Regions from separate parts of the Homo sapiens genome. Here region 2 is linked to region 1. A link is a loop called in an ENCODE intact Hi-C map of the cell type or tissue named here. Cell type or tissue: dorsolateral prefrontal cortex. All regions are shown on one strand. Each heading gives the region's core, and the rest is flanking DNA. Links, peaks and the distances in the headings are about the cores only. Region 1 overlaps FREM2 (FRAS1 related extracellular matrix 2). Region 2 overlaps FREM2 (FRAS1 related extracellular matrix 2).

Region 1 (8,348 bases), core at 297-8,296:
TGGCACCAGCTTCACAGTATAGGTCCCTGAGTAGTCACGTACCTTTGAGGAGAAGATATTGATATATTACATTTAAAAATCTGAGGTGTAATCAGATGGCAGCAGCAGAAGAAAATTAATTAAGAGTCTTAGTCACTTACGGCAAAGTCAGAGACAAAGCTCCACTGCTGTACTGGCTGGTTATAGGTTGGTTCACTCCTTATGAGGCGGAGGGAAAATGTCAGGCCTGGATGATCAGCTGACATGATCACTGAGCTTGTAAAGGATGCTAGGAAAGTGCCAGTAATTATAATAATGATATAGTGGTTCAATTAAAAGAGTGCATAACAGTTTAGAGTTTTCAAAATAAATGATCATACATTATTTGCTTCTGTTTTTATAAGAAGGCTGCAAAGCAGTCATGGTTAGTATAATTATCCTCCTCTGGCAGATGAAGAAACTGGGCTGTGAGTGACTGTGTGACTTTCCAAAGATCACACAGCTAGGATGTGACTTTCTGATTCCTACTTCAGTACTGTTTCTGCTCTATAGTTTTGTCAAAAGATAATTGTACAGAAATGCTCAAATTGTTCAGAGCTACTTTCTGGGGAGTCACAGCAGCACAATAAAGGGTGATGTGAATGCATTTATTGTGCACTGAAGTTACGAGCTGAACTTAAAATAGTCTATTAGTATCCACACAGCTGGGCAAACCCAATTTATGAATGGAGTCTGATTTTAGTTAGATTGCCTGCAATCATGGCTACACAAAGATTCAGTTTATTAGAAAGGTAGGCATGTAGAAGAAAACTGTATAGACCAGAAAATCCTCATTTTCCAGAACTGTCAAATACAATAAAGCAAAATGATTTTTTTGGGTTCTTTCTTTCTTGTAGCTCAGTTCCATAAAAATACAATGAAGCCTCTTTCTCTTCCTAATTATTCAGCCCTATTCTCTTTTGTTAGAGTTCAAGTCCAGAAAAAGAAAAGCTATAAAGATGTTGAGTGAACTATTTTCCCTTTCCCAATCTAATATAAGCTGGCAGAAAAATGGCTTATTTTTTATTTGACTCTCCATGTTACTAAACTGGTAATATGGAGAGTCAAATAAAAAATAAGCTCTTTCTAGTGAAATGTCCTTGTTAAAAAAAAACAAAAAACAAATGAAGTTAGACGTGGGATTTTATCGACTGCTGCCTTGTTGATATTCAAAGCACAGCGAATCACAGTTAGTAAAATTGCATAGCCAATACTTATTAAACATAATTAACATGTCCAAAACTTAAATATGAAAGTGAAGTACCTCCTCTGACCCTATTAAAAGGGTTTCTCACAGTACCTAGCAAAAAGCTGTGAAAAGAGAAGTGCTTGCTGAATGAATCATCTGCAATTCGATTTGTACAATGGAAGCAAAGCAGAGAAAGAAATGATTATTCCTATGCTCTTTAAGGAAAACTTTACTTAAAATGAACTCAATAGGGTTTCCTTTTAATTTTACTCTAATTATTTTGCATTTTCTCTGAAAGTCTGCATAATGATAATTTTGTGGATTATGAGGTGAAGCTGAACAATTATCAAGCTCTCATGGAGATAATCCCACATGTACAATTCATTTGAGATTAAGGGCTTCAGTGGTAACAGAGAAGCACGCTGAAATGTGTGAAGATGGAAAATCTACCTCCTTTTTGTGTGAGGAGTGGTTGTTAAAAGATAACGGGGCTTACCGGGATGTGACAGCACAAATAAGCCATGGAACTGAGCCTCTGTCTTGAAGTGCACGGCCAAGCGCCCCTCATCACCGATGCGCATGCTGGTTGGATAGAGAGAACCTATAATGGGGAGAGTACCAAGAATGAAAATATATGTAGCCAGAGACCCCTTATGTACAGATTCCTTCCAAAAATTAATTCAGGTTTGACTTGTCTTTAAACATTCTGGGCAAAGGGTATTATCAGAAGAATTCTGAATAACAGAGGCAGAAGTATCTTCATTTTCTTTTCTAAGCAGAAAAGGGAGCCAAAATGAATTATTAAGTAACATGAGTGAAGTCACTATGAAATACACAGATTACTTACAATAGACCAAGTTTTTTTAAAATCTGAGTTTATAAAAATGAAGCTGTAAATTGAGAGGCATGACAAAATTGTCAAAATGATGGAGATTCGGACATGTAAATAGAAATAGGTTTGAGTTATCCAGAATTATTCCTAATTTTATAGACTTAAAGAAACCTCTGAAGCTTTCCCAAGAAATTTAGCAGTTTGATAAAATTTGGCTCCAGAAATCAGATGGAAACAAGAGATCCTATGTGGAGGTTGGGAACCACAGAAAAATCCTCATTAAGATTAACTTAAATATACATCTTCTAAAACAAGACACGGACTTAAAACATTTGAAATAATTTGGAATCATAACTCAGGGTTATCATATTACCTGTCACATAGCTCTAAAATAGAAACTATTCAAAATGAAACATGGAGAAAAAAAGACAACAACAAAATGAACAGAGCATAAATAGGTTTTAATCCACTTAAGAGAGTAGATTTACATTTGAGGTGCACTATTAACTCTGTTTTCCTGCTGGCTAGTAAAATGCAGTACTGGCATGACACTATGGATGTTTGTGGAATCGGAACAGTAATACATGTCTGAAAAAGAAAAAGCACTCGTCCTACTAATGGATTAGATTGATGCTTGTGGACTTTGAACTATGAGTCTAACATGGAGATTGAAACCAAGTTTTGCAAATGCTCGCGAACTCGAACTAGTGGCATTCACAATCCGAGTTCGCAGACATTCAACTAAAGTACCCCAGAGTAATAGAATTTTACATCAGAAAGAGATATTAGAAGTTGTGTCTATCATTCAGAAAAAGTTAAGTCCCAGAAAGGTTAAGCAATATGCTTGAGATCTCACAGCTAGTTAGTTGTAGAGTCATGACTAGAATTCAGGCCATAATTTGTATTTAATTTAAATGCACCTCTTTTTTTCAGAAATAAAAATGTGTAACTTTTTCCCTTGGTCATTTCTTGCTTTCGTTGGAGCTTCCTCTATCCATTTTCTAGAATTCAGAAAAATATATATGTTGTGTTATGTAACACATAAATAATTAATCACCTAAAATAGATCGCAAGGATAAAATATCCATGAAATATATAAAGTCATATTTAATAATCACATATTGCACAAAATTTAAAGCCCTAATATGGTTTAAAGAGTTTTTTGATGAAAAAGGTGAAATTATCTTATTATAGATAGAAAATGAAAATATACTGAAATTTGCTAGTACTACTTTTAGCAATGGCAAAAAAAAATCGTCTTAAATAGTTTAAATAGGTTACAAAACTATAGAATTTTCCAAGTCTTCTGAACTCACCTTGAAGTTCAGCCTCTGGGGGGCTGCCAATTCCATCATTCCACAAGATGGCGGTGTCGTACACAAAAGTTAGACGAAGCTCTGACTTCAAGTCAAAATGCTGCCAGCCTCCTACCCCCACGGGGGAATGGAACACGTAGGAAACATACAGAGGGACTCGAAGGGTCACATAGGACTGCACTAGGTTTAGGACCTAAAACAACAAAATTACATCAATCAACATGACTCAGTGTTAACTAAGTGGGCCTAATTTTGTACAAGCCATTTTCTCTTTTCGCTTAACTGAAGATTTTGAGTAATCATTGAGAAGAGGAAATGACAGCATTTTATAACACTATTTTCCCCTCACTTAATTTTGGATCGATTAAATAGTTGTTACTAATTACCTTCATTGGCAACAAAGGATATGTACCAGAAATCCTTAAGACAGTGCATTATTTTGAGCATACTATACTTACAAAATCCTCTTTAGAGCAGTTTTATGAAGATAGTTTACATACCATGTAATTCACCTATTTAAAGTAAACAGTTCAATGGTTCTTAGTATATTTAAGGAGCTGTGCAACCAACACAATCAATTTTAGAAGATTTTCATCACCTCCAAAAGGAAGCCTGTACTTATTAGCAGTCACCCCCAATCCCTCCTCCCCGTCAGTCCCTGGAAACCACTAGGTCTTTATGTATTTGTCTATCCTGGACATTTCATATAAATGGAATCATACAAAATGTGTTTTTTTGTGATAGATTTCTTTCATTTAGCATAATGTTTTCAAGGTGCATCCATGTTTGAGCACGTTTCAATACTTAATTCCCCTGTTAATGAATTGCAGCCCATTGTATGCACATATTACATTTCATTTATCTATTTATCACTTCATGGCCATTTGGGTTGTTTCCAGTTTTTGGCTATTATAAAAAATGCTGCTATGAGCTACTTTTTTATTAAGGGAATATGAAACATAGATCTGGAAGCAAATATATTTACTAATAACATATAACATTTATAATATCTCAAGAATAATTAGTTGAAATGAAGTGTCTTGCCTTGAATTTTATACTTTCCTCCTTCTGGTGTTTAGCAGATGGGTTGGGAATAGTGGAGGATAAACTAATATTTATATATTGAGTACTTACCATATTTCAGAAACTGTACTAGTTTCTGAATAAACACTATTTAATATTTTCACTCTCCACCATAATTATTTTGCATGTATGGATGGATAGTTGGATGGTCAATGGATGACGGATAGAAAGAGACAAAGATAAAATTAAGACTCAAAGGAAAAAGGTAAATGTCCCACAGTATTCTCTAAACCTCCTGAATGGCTCGGACAAGATCAGAACTCAGCTTTTGGCCCATGTTTTTTTTCTATTCTGTCTTACTTCATCGTATTCCAAACAAAGATGAAGGCAGTCCTAAGGTCATCTAACAAAGGCTATCATATTTCATTCTCAAAATAGCTCTGCACAATAGTAGGACAAATACAACTAGCCTCTTCTACACAAGAGGAAAGGACTTAGGTCAGATCACACTCCATAGAAGTTTGAGTCAGGCTGTCTGATTATGGTCTAGTTCTCCTTCCACACAGCTCACAACAAGAATCACAGGCATGAGTTAGCAAATAATTTAAATCATGAGAACTATAATTTAGAACATTCTTATGAAGTTAAAAGTAAACTGCTCATGTCACAAAAATGATGACCTGAATCCCTAATAAAAATATATAGAAAAGAACCATCAACCAAACCAGTTATTTCATTCTTAGCTGTATAGTATAGTAGTTAGCATTCCCTCTTACCTGCTAGCCTGGCCAGCAGGAGAGGTGCTTTGCATTAAAAGTCCTTTGAGACAGTAGTTTCTATGGGCGGCTGTTATTACCTCATTGAGCAATTGATTTTGAAGTGCAGGGAAATGGACGGTGACTAAGTCAACCCATATGCCACTAGTCCTTAAGATTAATATTTTACCTTACAATTTTAATAAACCATGATTTTAAAAAATAATTAGGTTTTAGGAATAGATTTCCAATTAAGCTTTATAGGTGCTAAGAATAATTTTTTCCAATGTTATATTCTATCCATCAAATGTTACTGAGTATGCTATTTTGGAGGGAATTACTAATACTCACTTCCTATGAATAAGTTACTTGGAGTACAGCTCCCCAACTAATTCTGATTTGATTTTATTTGATGTTGTGGTAAACTAGAGCTTGATCATTTTTGGACACAGAATCAGCATTCCATTGCATTTTCTTAGTACCCATGGCTAGGTCTTCTTTCTGTCTACTTAGAATCTCTACCTGGAGGAACTGGAGCCTAAATGAAACTATCTTGACCATCTAGATCACCTACCTTCTTCAAAAGTGAAGAGTGCAATGCAATCATTCTAACATTTAGATGTCAACTTAAAAAGCACTTAATTTTCTTTCAGCCTGTATCACAGGACTTTTCGAGGTATTTGTTTATACTGAAATAAATATCTGTCAAATCTTAAAGAAACCGAGACACAATGAGTGATTTCATATGTCCCTATTGCTGTTTGAAGTTTCTTCATCAAAGGCAAGCAATACTTTAAATTCCATATTTAAAAGGAAAGTGTAAAATGCAAATACCATGGAAAAAGTAACACACTGTCAAATTTATTCTGCTACACACTGGGGTAAGTATATATCCTGCAAAATAATTGAGAGTGGCTTACATATAAAAGAGTATCAGTGTACAAAGTATAAAACAATGGGATGGAAAAATGACCTCAAGTATATTCCAGCCTCAAAGTTTCATATATCTAAATCAAATACATAGTAAAAAAGAGGCATAATTATTCCCTAAAGCAACTAAGAAAAAAATTTGTTTACTTTTCCAAAATTATTCTATGTCTTCTGATAAGTACATTATAATTTCATGTTTTAAGTGAAAACTGTGATTGGGGTTGCATTTCTGTAGCTTATTCATGCACACTGAACGATGTTATCAGTCGCTGTTTACCTGTAAACAAATGGGAGAGTTAAGATTCTATGTCGCAAAACAGCTAGCCAGGACAATAAAAGATCAAATGATCTGCAGTCTTCAATTATTTTAAAAAATTGTTTTCAAGAGAAAAACTACCAAACTATCTGATAGTTCTAAGAACTTAATTTAACTTTAATAACCATTTTGCATCTAAAGTGTTTTTTATTGTGAACCCAAACAACTTTAAATTTTATTTACAAAATAGGTGTCACACACAAAGGTAGAGTGGAATCATTTATTTAATTCATCTCTATTTTGCTTTTCCTGCTATTTATCTGTGTTTATATTTTAGAAACTATTAAAATGATTTTAGAGTTAAATATCATTAGAGAAATTCCAAATTTGTTTTTCTTGGCAAGTAAAATTCTTAACTTTTATGAGTGATGATCTGACTCTTGTAACGACTTTGTTCCTCCGTAAGCTTCATGTCTGGTGTCCTCATGAGTACTTGGTATGTTCCCTGGCACAGAGTAGGTGTTCATGGAATATTTCTTTAATGAATGAATGTACAAATAAATGAGATGGCAAAATCAGATATAGTTTTAATAATAGCTGAAGCTAGATGTAGTCTAGCTGCATAAAAGTTAATCACACTTCATTGCTGTTAACAGATAACTATCCTGTTAACTAATAAGGTAAATAATCGAAATTGGGAGGTTGGAGAAGGCAGAAAACCCTTACAGAGTGTGTTGATTTTCATTTACAAAGAAAAATGCAGGGACTTGGCAATATTTTATGGTGGTAGCTTTAGCTACTAAGAACACATTTAAAAAATCAATTCTCTATCATGTTGTTCCTAGCAAAAGCAATTGCCAGTTGATAAAATGTGTTTGCACAGTGATTACCTTGAGCTGAGATGCCAAATTTGGGAAAGGACTAGAGGAGGGCAAGTAATGTCTGCTAGGCGCTTGGCCTGGGCTCTGTGGGATTGTTGAGGACAAACAGACCTGGGTCAGCACTGGCTTGCTGCAGGGGCTGTTTCCTGGGGTGGTCAATAAAACCACGAAGCCTCTGAAGCACATGGAGTCTGTGCTGATGGTTTGCTTTTTATTTTTCTCCATTTTCCCATCCTTAATGCTGAAATGCAAAAGTTTGGAAGGCTCTCATGACATTCCAAAATAGAGTATAAAGTAGAATTTACCAAGCATTTACTTTGCTTTCCTTCAGGTGCCATCTCATGAAATATGCTTGCATTCAACACTGATCTGCCTGTATTCAGATGAAGCTGTAGACCACTGTTGTTAGGACATGGATTTGCACCGTTTTACCAACAGTGGGTGTGGATGTTATCTGGCACGTATTTTCATGAATGCTGTCAGGCAGCATACTTGTACCAAGGACAAAGGAAAAAGTTCACCTGGCTTTCTTGCAATTGCATCCATGACCATATCCATTTCTCACATTCACTCACATTCAATTTAATGCCCAGATAAGCATTATGATGTGTTTAACAGCATAGGTGTACAAGCTACACGAACCTGGGCTAGTTATTTGAATTCTCTTTGCTTCAAAACTTGTACTTATCTCAAAGGGTTGTTGTGAGGCTAGAATGAGTGGAAATATACAAAGTATTTAGAGGAATGGCAGGCATGTAGTAAACAATCAATAAATGTAAGCTATTACAACTATCATTGTGCTTACTGTTATTGTTAGTACTATTATTAGATATTTTGTTCTCTTCACTATAAGCCAAAACTAATGGAGGAAAATTAGGGCAATATCTCAGAGGGTTGAATTTCTTCTACTTTAATTTTTATTTTCTTCTCCCTCACCTATGTGTAAATAATATGTGCGTGTATGTTGAGGTGAGGGTGTAGGAGACTATCAACAGCAAGGGGAAAAGTAGAAACTTAACCTCAGTGAAGAAGGTAGAAGAAAATGGGACCGCCATCTATGATGGTTAATTTTAGGTGTCAGCTTTACTAGACTAAGGGATACCCAGATAGTGGGTAAAGCATTATTTCTGGGTGTGTCCATGAGAGTG
Region 2 (8,348 bases), core at 23-8,022, 51 kb after region 1:
AACTTATTTATTCTGTATAACAACCCTATGAGGTAGACAGTATTATTGAAACCATCTTCGAAAAAATTATATCAGTGAGAAAATTATGGCAGTGAGGGAGATCTGATCTAGCCCGCCGCCCCCCTCCACCCCCAACCTTTTCTTTAGCTTTCAAGCTGCCTGGGTTTAGGCTGGTTAACTTTGGAAGAGATTTAGTTTATAGTTTAAATGAAAACCGTCCTTCCCCAAAACTCAATTGCCTTTATGAAGCTAATGAGAGACCACCAGCCTACAGGAGGAGAGGAGTCTGAATTCTGATAAGGTGTAACTTCCCCAGTTACTCCTGCAAATAACATCACTTTTCTATTGTAGATAGGCATTTTGTGATATCCTTTCAGGTTTTGTGTGTATCTAACAGCATGGCTCCACCTAGAGCTGCTAACTGGTGGCTCCTGTGGCCCCACCCAGAACCAACTCAGCTCAAGAGGACAGCTTCAATTCCCTATGATTTCATCTCTGACCCAACCAATCAGCAGCAAGCACCCATTGCATAGCCACTCCCACTGTTTCCCTCAAAATACCTTTGGAAAACCCCTAACCTATGAGCCTTTGGTGAGACTGATTTGAGTAATAACTCTATCTCCTACATGGTGTGGCTGACCTCGTGTCAATTAAACTCTTTCTTTCCTAAAATGCCACGGTCTTTATTTGTGTACCGAGCCAGAATAACTCATCAGGCTGTTACGTTATGAGGAAATTGGGGCAGAGAAGGGTTAGATAATTATCCCAAGAACATATACCTTATAAGACAGAGCCAGAATTAGACACCGAGCAATATGGCTTCATAAGCATATCATGCCTCTCCTTGTATGATGTAATTCTAATTGCTTAGATTGTGCTACCCAATTTTACTACTTTATGTGACAAAACTGTCTCTTTCTCCTCACTCTTTCTTCTCTACATAAAATCATCATAACATATCTTTCCCACAATACTACCACTCTGTCCCCTATCACAAGCACCGGTATTTGATCTTAAAGTTTCTTTCTTCCTTTCACTTGAATAATCACTTGAAATGCTCTATCCATTATTTTCATATTCTCAGCTCTCATTAATTTTAAGCTCATTGAAACACGGCCTCATTCTCCAAAACACTCAAGAAATACTCTCTCCAAGTTGGCCAATGCCCTTCTTTTTGCAAAACCCAATTGCATATTGCAAATCTTTGTCTTTATCGTTGAAGAATTTAATACTATGGGCCACAACCTTTTTTCTTGCATCTTCATCCTTTTCTTTCCATATTACTGCTGTCCCCTGGTACTTCTCTCATCTCTTATCTGTTGCTTAATTGTGAATGTTTTCTCTTAAAGGAAGAATAAGATGACCATAAAGTTACTACTTTACCTGCACATGGAAAGTGCTCAGTCACCATAAGTTATTATTATTATTATTTTAATTATTGGCAGCTGAATTTTGAGGCATTAATATGAGTTAGCCAGCTGATGAATGAGGAGGTAGAGAGGGAGAATTTTTCTTCAAGTAGAAGCAGAAATAGAAACTAAAGATAAGTAGACAGCCTCATATGTTTGGGGGCTGCAGAGTTTGCTGTGGTATTGTATGCTGCTTGGAATGAGGAGATGGGGTGAACAAGGAAAGCAGGGAGCCATGGCCAGGCCATGCAGGACCTTGTGGTGGGAGCCTTGTCCTAGAAATTAGCAGGTGAGAGGTGTGCTCAGTGTTAAAAAAGGGGGGAACATGATGATGAAATGTGCATTTAGGGTTCTGGAGGATGAATGGTCTGGTGGAAAGGGGTGGGATATGAGCAAACTGGAAGCAGGCGGCCTAGCTAGTTGGCAAGTGCAAGAATCCAGGCAAGATAGGAAGTTCGTTTGGATCAGGTGATGGCAGTTCAGACGAGGAAAAATAATAAGGATATAATATTTAGAGATATGAAGGAGGTAGAATCAAGGAGTTGGGGTGAGGACTGAGAGGAAGGAATCCAGTACTCATAGAACCATTCACCAAGATTAGGGATAAGCGGGAATAAAACAGGGTAGGGCAAGGACTAAGTGTTCTAATCTATTGAGTTTTTCTCCTGATTTGTTTTGATGCTTTTCAGAATCTAAGACATTAAGTCTGGTAAGATGTGTGCCTACATCACTTTTCTTGCACTGTTTAAAAAGAAGAAGAAAAAAAGAGTTTTCACACATGACAAAATCATTGTGTCTTCCATAATTACATCACAGGGTTTGATGAAGTTTCCTTCTTCACAGAGATGTCAAGGGATGTGTTGAACAGAGTCATAAAATTTTCCTCAGGGAGCTAACCTAACATCTTCTACTGCAAAGCGTTGATTTGTCCTCTCAGTATACTGAACTAGATCGAATACATATTACTATTTAGATATACTGTCATTTTAAAAACTTCAAAATATATGTTGAGGACCAACATCACAGAAAACATGCATGCTAGGTTTGTTGGGAGGATAGCGATCCCCTGGAAAGACTTATAAAACTGTACTGTTTTCAACCCCCTATTTAGCGCAGACAGCATTCCACCAGTTTATGAGATGCAGACCGTGCACGCTAGACCCACAGGCATAAAGCAACACCTAGACCACTTCTAATTTTATCTTGTATTTATAGGATCATCTTGCAGCACTGAGACTGTGAAAGACTGTGGCTTTGGCTTTTTAAAGCCTTCTCTGGCAGGGAGTGTGCTCTCAAAAATTACCCTTCTGAATAAGTGTGATTCTTAAAAAAAAAAAAAAAAAAAAAAAAGAAAGAAAGAATGGGCTCCTTGTTGGCATTTTGACCACAGAGCTTCAGCTCTGTAGTATACTTCCTGGGCCTGTGAAACCCATTGTTTGTGAAACACCCTCAGGGAAATTGAAGCTGAGATATATTTCAGCTCTATAAGGTGTAAAAAGAAAGCTATTTTTTTCCTCTCACAATACCTATATTCTTGCTTTTTAAAAAGGTACACACGAGTAAAGATCTATCAGCTGTTTTATTTCTTTTCACAGGAATGTGTTTAAACTCAGGAACTGCTGAATTGTACTGTAACTTGGCTCATCCCAAATAGTGCAGTTGTCTTCACAATGGAGAGACTGTCACAGCCTAAAAAGACACGTGACTCTGAGCATCAGTTTACTGGCTGCCCACTCAATGATTCAGACTCCTCCATTCTTTGTGTGGAAGAGAACTGGCCTTCCGGGAGCCTGAGGCCAAGTGAGAGAACCTTCTGAAAGCCGTCACTGCATGGGGAGCCTGGACTTACCCTTTGCCTTGTTGGAGCTGTTTGTCTATTTCCGTCTCGAAGTTCTCTATAGATTGGGCTAGTGTCTTTCACCACTGTGTCCTTAATGTCCTGGAGACTGCCCGCCACTTAGCAGGGGCCTATAAGCACGTGAAGTGAGGCCAGGACAAATCCTTATGCCCTCTACCCTCGCACAGCATCTGGAAACATGAGAGATGTTAGGTGTGTGTTTTAAATGAATAAATGTGTGAATTCAAATTATTTCAAACGCCTGTTTCAGAGAGACAGAAAAAAGACCTGTTTCTTAGAAAAAAGAGAAAAAAAGATGATTTATTTCTCCAGTAGTATGAAGGAAAAGCTTCATCCATCATTTTAAGTGCTTCAAATGGTTACAAATGGCCTAGAGAAAGAAGGCATTTTTAGTTTTAGCTATATGTTTAAAATTTCAATATAAATTATTATTGTGATTATTTGTCACATACTTTACTGTTTGTCAAATAACAATAGCACTATATTTGACTGGGCAATCTTGTATCTTTCTAGGTCAGTGTAAGGTTCTCTACATAATTTAAGGAAGATTTTAGGCCAATTACAAAAAAAAAATGTATAAGATTTACAACACAGGAATAAATCAGGGAAAAGAAGATCTGATGTCCAGTCAGACAGGATGAAGGCCTATTTCTCAAGGAAAACATAACACCTATCTGTTCCCTCTGAAAGGTAACATTTATCTACAAAGAGAAGGAAGGTTCACAGAGAACATAGGGACACCATAAGGACTCCTAATGAGACAACTACTTCTGGTTTTATAAAGAAGCAAACTAGCAAGTTTCACATCTCTACAGTGACCACTGGTATATCCACCAATGTCAGAAAATAGTACATCTATTACAAAATGTTTTCTTAATATTTCATTCTAATACCATACGTGGAGATGCTGCTGTCTGTTTAGTAATGGAGGTACATGTTTTCAACAGTAGACCATAGGTGCATAGTGCATTTTCTAGACTTAAAATAATCATAGCCCTGCAAGTCCATGGCAGCATTTCACAGATGCTGGCCTCTCTTTACATCACTGAGGCATGCAGGCCAAGACTTTGAAGTGCTCTGTTTTCAGCCAAGTTGCCATGTTTGGCTTTTCAGCATTTTCTGTATGTTTTATGATTTCAATAAAAAGATATGCCAGACCTCTCTGGCCAGCAAATAATTAGGACTTTTTGATCACAACAATAGTATCTAGTAAGAGATCTTTTCCATTTAATCAACTTTTTGTGTATTTTATTGGTTTTTATTATAAAATTCATTTTAATAGTTTTAAATTTACAAATTCTGAAGTCTAGTATCTGAGAAGCTGCTTCTCAGATTTATGTGATTTTTAACACTAAAATGGAATTTTCTGTGACTGAGATCTTGAGGTTCCTATAAATGTTTAGTAAACTGCTTCCAGGGTTTTAGTGGTAATAAATCAGAAATATGTATTCTTTGATGTCTGTAAGATAGTATTGCATGGCCAGCATTCACTTTTCTGTTTGGAAGAGATGGGAATCAGGCAGATAGTGTTACTGGGAAAAAGACAAAACAAACTCAAGACAATATTTATCCACGAGGACTTGACAAGAGAGCCAAAATGCAATCTTTCAGAAAGGCAACCATTTTCACCGGGTCATTTGCTAGATGATGTGGAAAAAGCAGTGCTATTCCTTGTCCAATTGAAGTACCAGATTGAGACTGCACTAATAAGCTTTGCTAAAGATCCAAGGGGAGTTATAATTGATAAAAGATCAACAAGAATAGTTCATTTACAAGTTATTCTATTATCTATGACATTTCAATTATCAATATTCAGGTGCTATATGTCTATAAAAGTATATATAGCTTGTTTCATCTTGTAAACTTCCCTATTAGGATAACTAATAATAACTTTGAGTATTACATTGTAGAATCAGAAGGTCATTGTGTATATTAAATATACTTACTGCTAGTATAATATGAAGTGTGCTGCGTAGTTGTTAATGCCATAGTCTCTTTAGTCAGGCTGGCTAAATGCTTACCGGCTGTTTGACCTTGGGCAAGTTATCCAACCACTCACAGATGATAAAACCCAGGCATAATAAAACTTGGCTCATAATTTGTGTATGTGCATATGTGTATTAAATAATTCAGGTAAAAGATTTAGCACATCTTGGAAGGTGTTCATGATAGCTATGATTATATAAAAATATATGATATCTACAAAGCCCTAAAAAATAAAGACATAAGTTAATTTAATATTGTGAACAGCATGATCCTAATCGGTACCACAACCTTGATATCCTAAAACCACTCTAGCAGACTACATATCTGTAAATTTACACTCCATGAATTTGAGGGCTCATTTCTGGGTGAACCAGCCCTATGTCCTGCCACAGCTCCCTGTGCTCACTTTCTTGTGGGGAGAAAGGTCATTCTTCAGTGTAAATTATACAAAATGGTTAGTTTTTCTCATAAAGAAGTTTGGAGCCTTTGCCTTTTCTGGTAATGGTGGTGAAATGTTTTTATGTGACTAGCAGGAGAAATTCAAGTGGCTGCTTGCCAAGCTTGTGTGTGTGCAGTGGAACAAAGCTCTTTAATGCTTTTCCTGTGGTGAGCAGTGCATTGTATCAACAGTTTCAAAAAGACCAGGCAAGCGCACAGCAGCATAGCAGCCAGGGCCTTTGGAGGTTCTGGCCATAACAGGTTGAGTCAAATGGACTCCTATTGCTAACAAACCCACTACAGCAGTCTCTGATCTTTGCTCATTTGCCTTCTTCTTTGTTTTTAAATTTGTTTTTTAATTGACACTCTGTAATTTCCCATATTTATGAGGTGCAACTTGATGTTTTGATATATTTCTGTATTGTATAATGACACAATAAGGGTAGTTAGTATATCCAGCACATCATGCATTATCTCTTTGTGATGAGAACACTCAAAAGCCTTTCTTCTAGCATTTTTTTTTTGAGACGGAGGCTTGCTCTGTTGCCCAGACTAGAGTGTAGTGGTGCGATCTTGGCTCACTGCAACCTCTGCCCCACTAATTTTTGTATTTTTAGTAAAGACGGGGTTTCACTATGTTGGCCAGGCTGGTCTCAAACTCCTGATCTCAGGTGATCCACCTGCCTCAACCTCCCAAAGTGCTGGGATTACAGGCATGAGCCATCATGTCCAGTCAGCTTTTTTATAATATATAATATTTTATTGTTAACCATAGTCACACTACTGTGCAATAGAACACTGGAATTTATTCCTTCTATGTAATTGTAACATGTACCTATTAATCAACCTTTCTCCATCTACCTCTCCTTTCTCCTTTTCCCAATCTCTGATAACCACAGTTCTATTCTCTGCTTCAATGATATCAACTTTTTTTCCTTTGTAGATTCCACATATGAGTGACATCATGTGGTATTTGTCTTTCTGTGTCTGGCTTATTTCACTTAACATGGTGTCCTCCAGGTTCACCCATGTTGTCTCAAATGATAGGATTTCATTATGTTTTATGACTGTATAGTATTCTGTTGGGTTTTTATACCACATTTTTTCATCTATTCATCCATTGTTGAATACTTAGGTTGAGTCCATATCTTAGCTATTGTAAATAGTGCTGCAATAAACATGGGCATGCAGATACCTCTTCAACATATGGATTTCAAATATTTTCAGTAAATACTCAACTGTGGGATTGCTGAATAATATGGGAATCCTATTTCTAGTTAATTGAGGAACCGCCATACTGTATTCCATAATGGCTGTACTAGCTTACAACCTCACCAACAGTACGTCAGTGTTCCCTTTTCTCCACATTCTCACCAACACTTGTCTTTTTTTATAATAGCCATTCTAACTGAAGTGAGATGGTATCTTATTTTGGTTTTGGTTTGTGTTTCTCTGATGGTTAGCAATGTTGAACATTTTTTATATACCTGTTTGTCATTTGTATGTCTTATTTTGAAAAATGGCCTTTTGCCCATTTTTGATTAATATTGTTATTGTTGTTTTGCTATTATGTCCCTTATATATTCTAGATATTAACCCGTTTTCGCATCTATAGTTTGCAAATATTTTCTCCCATTCTGTAGGTTGTCTCTTCACTCTCTTAACAGTTTCTGTTGCTATGGAAAAGCTTTTTAGTTTGATATAATCCTATATGCCTATTTTTCCTTTTGTTGACTATCCTTTTGAAGTCTTATCTAAAAAGTCCTTGCCCAGCCCAATGCTCTGATGTGTTTCTCCTATGTTTTCTTCTGTTAGCTTCAGATTTTACACTAAGATCCTTAATCCATTTTGAGTTGATTTTTATATATAGTGAGAGGTAGGGATCTAGTTTCATTCTTCTGCACGTAGATAAACTAATTTTCCCAATACCATTTATTGAAAAGATTGTCTTTTCCCCAACATGTATTTTTGGTACATTTGTTGAAAATCAGTTGGTTGTAGGTGTGTAAATTTACTTCTGGGTTCTATATTCTATTCCATTGGTCTATGTGTCTGTTTTTCATGCCAGCACCATGTTGTTCTGTACTTACTATAGCTTTGTAGTATATTTTGAAGTGAGGTAGTATGAAGCTTCCAGCTTTGTTCTTTTTGCACAGGATTGCTTTGGTTGTTTTGGGTCTTTTGTTCTAGATAAATTTTAGAATTGTTTATTTCTATTTTTGTGAAGAATGCCATTGGCATTTTGATAGGAATTGCATTAATCTGTACATCGCTTTGAGTAGTTTGGCCATTTTATGACATTAATTCTTACAATCCACAAATATAGGATATCTTTCCATGTATTTGTATTATTTTACATTTCTTTCATCAAAGTTTTATAGCCTCAGTATAAAGATTTTTCACCTCCTTGACTAAATTTATTACTAGGTATCTTTTTTGTAGCTATTGTAAATGAAACTGTTTTCTTGATTTCTTTTTCAGATAGTTCACTAAGAGCATATAGAAATGCTACTGATTTTTGTATGTTTACTTTGTATACTGCGACTTTACTGAGTTTGTTTATTAGTTCTGTTTTTCAATGGAGTCTTTAAGGTTTTCTATATATAAGATCATGTCATCTGCAAACAGGGCACTTAGCTTCCTCCTTTCAAATTTGA

The links. A loop is a pair of places that touch in the nucleus more often than their neighbours do. Peaks named below come from ENCODE experiments on the same cell type or tissue, not always from the same donor. Only the 100,000 strongest peaks of a DNase experiment are listed, where the experiment ranks them.
Region 2: a loop joins it to region 1, with 3 times the contacts of the local background. A loop is called at or near these places in 2 of 110 quality-filtered maps.

What each region holds. Positions count from the first base shown.
Region 1 is chr13:38,867,942-38,876,289 of GRCh38, reverse strand. FREM2 (FRAS1 related extracellular matrix 2) reads right to left here. Exons shown (of 24, transcript NM_207361.6): 17 at 3,356-3,548; 18 at 1,704-1,808; 19 at 141-268; 20 at 1-42. Among named protein-coding and RNA genes, the nearest start is that of FREM2-AS1, 45 kb to the right of the region's middle. RefSeq lists a silencer at 3,384-3,473. In dorsolateral prefrontal cortex, for the core only: a CTCF peak has its summit at 3,376 (motif pointing right); DNase peaks (open chromatin) are centred at 1,759 and 3,419; H3K4me3 peaks cover 1,427 bases; H3K27ac peaks cover 2,023 bases.
Region 2 is chr13:38,816,759-38,825,106 of GRCh38, reverse strand. All of the region lies in intron 6 of FREM2 (FRAS1 related extracellular matrix 2), which reads right to left. FREM2-AS1 (FREM2 antisense RNA 1) reads left to right here. Exons shown (of 2, transcript NR_146963.1): 2 at 3,005-3,423. Among named protein-coding and RNA genes, the nearest start is that of FREM2-AS1, 6.7 kb to the left of the region's middle. RefSeq lists an enhancer at 399-588. In dorsolateral prefrontal cortex, for the core only: a CTCF peak has its summit at 3,044; DNase peaks (open chromatin) are centred at 3,186 and 5,836; H3K27ac peaks cover 3,540 bases.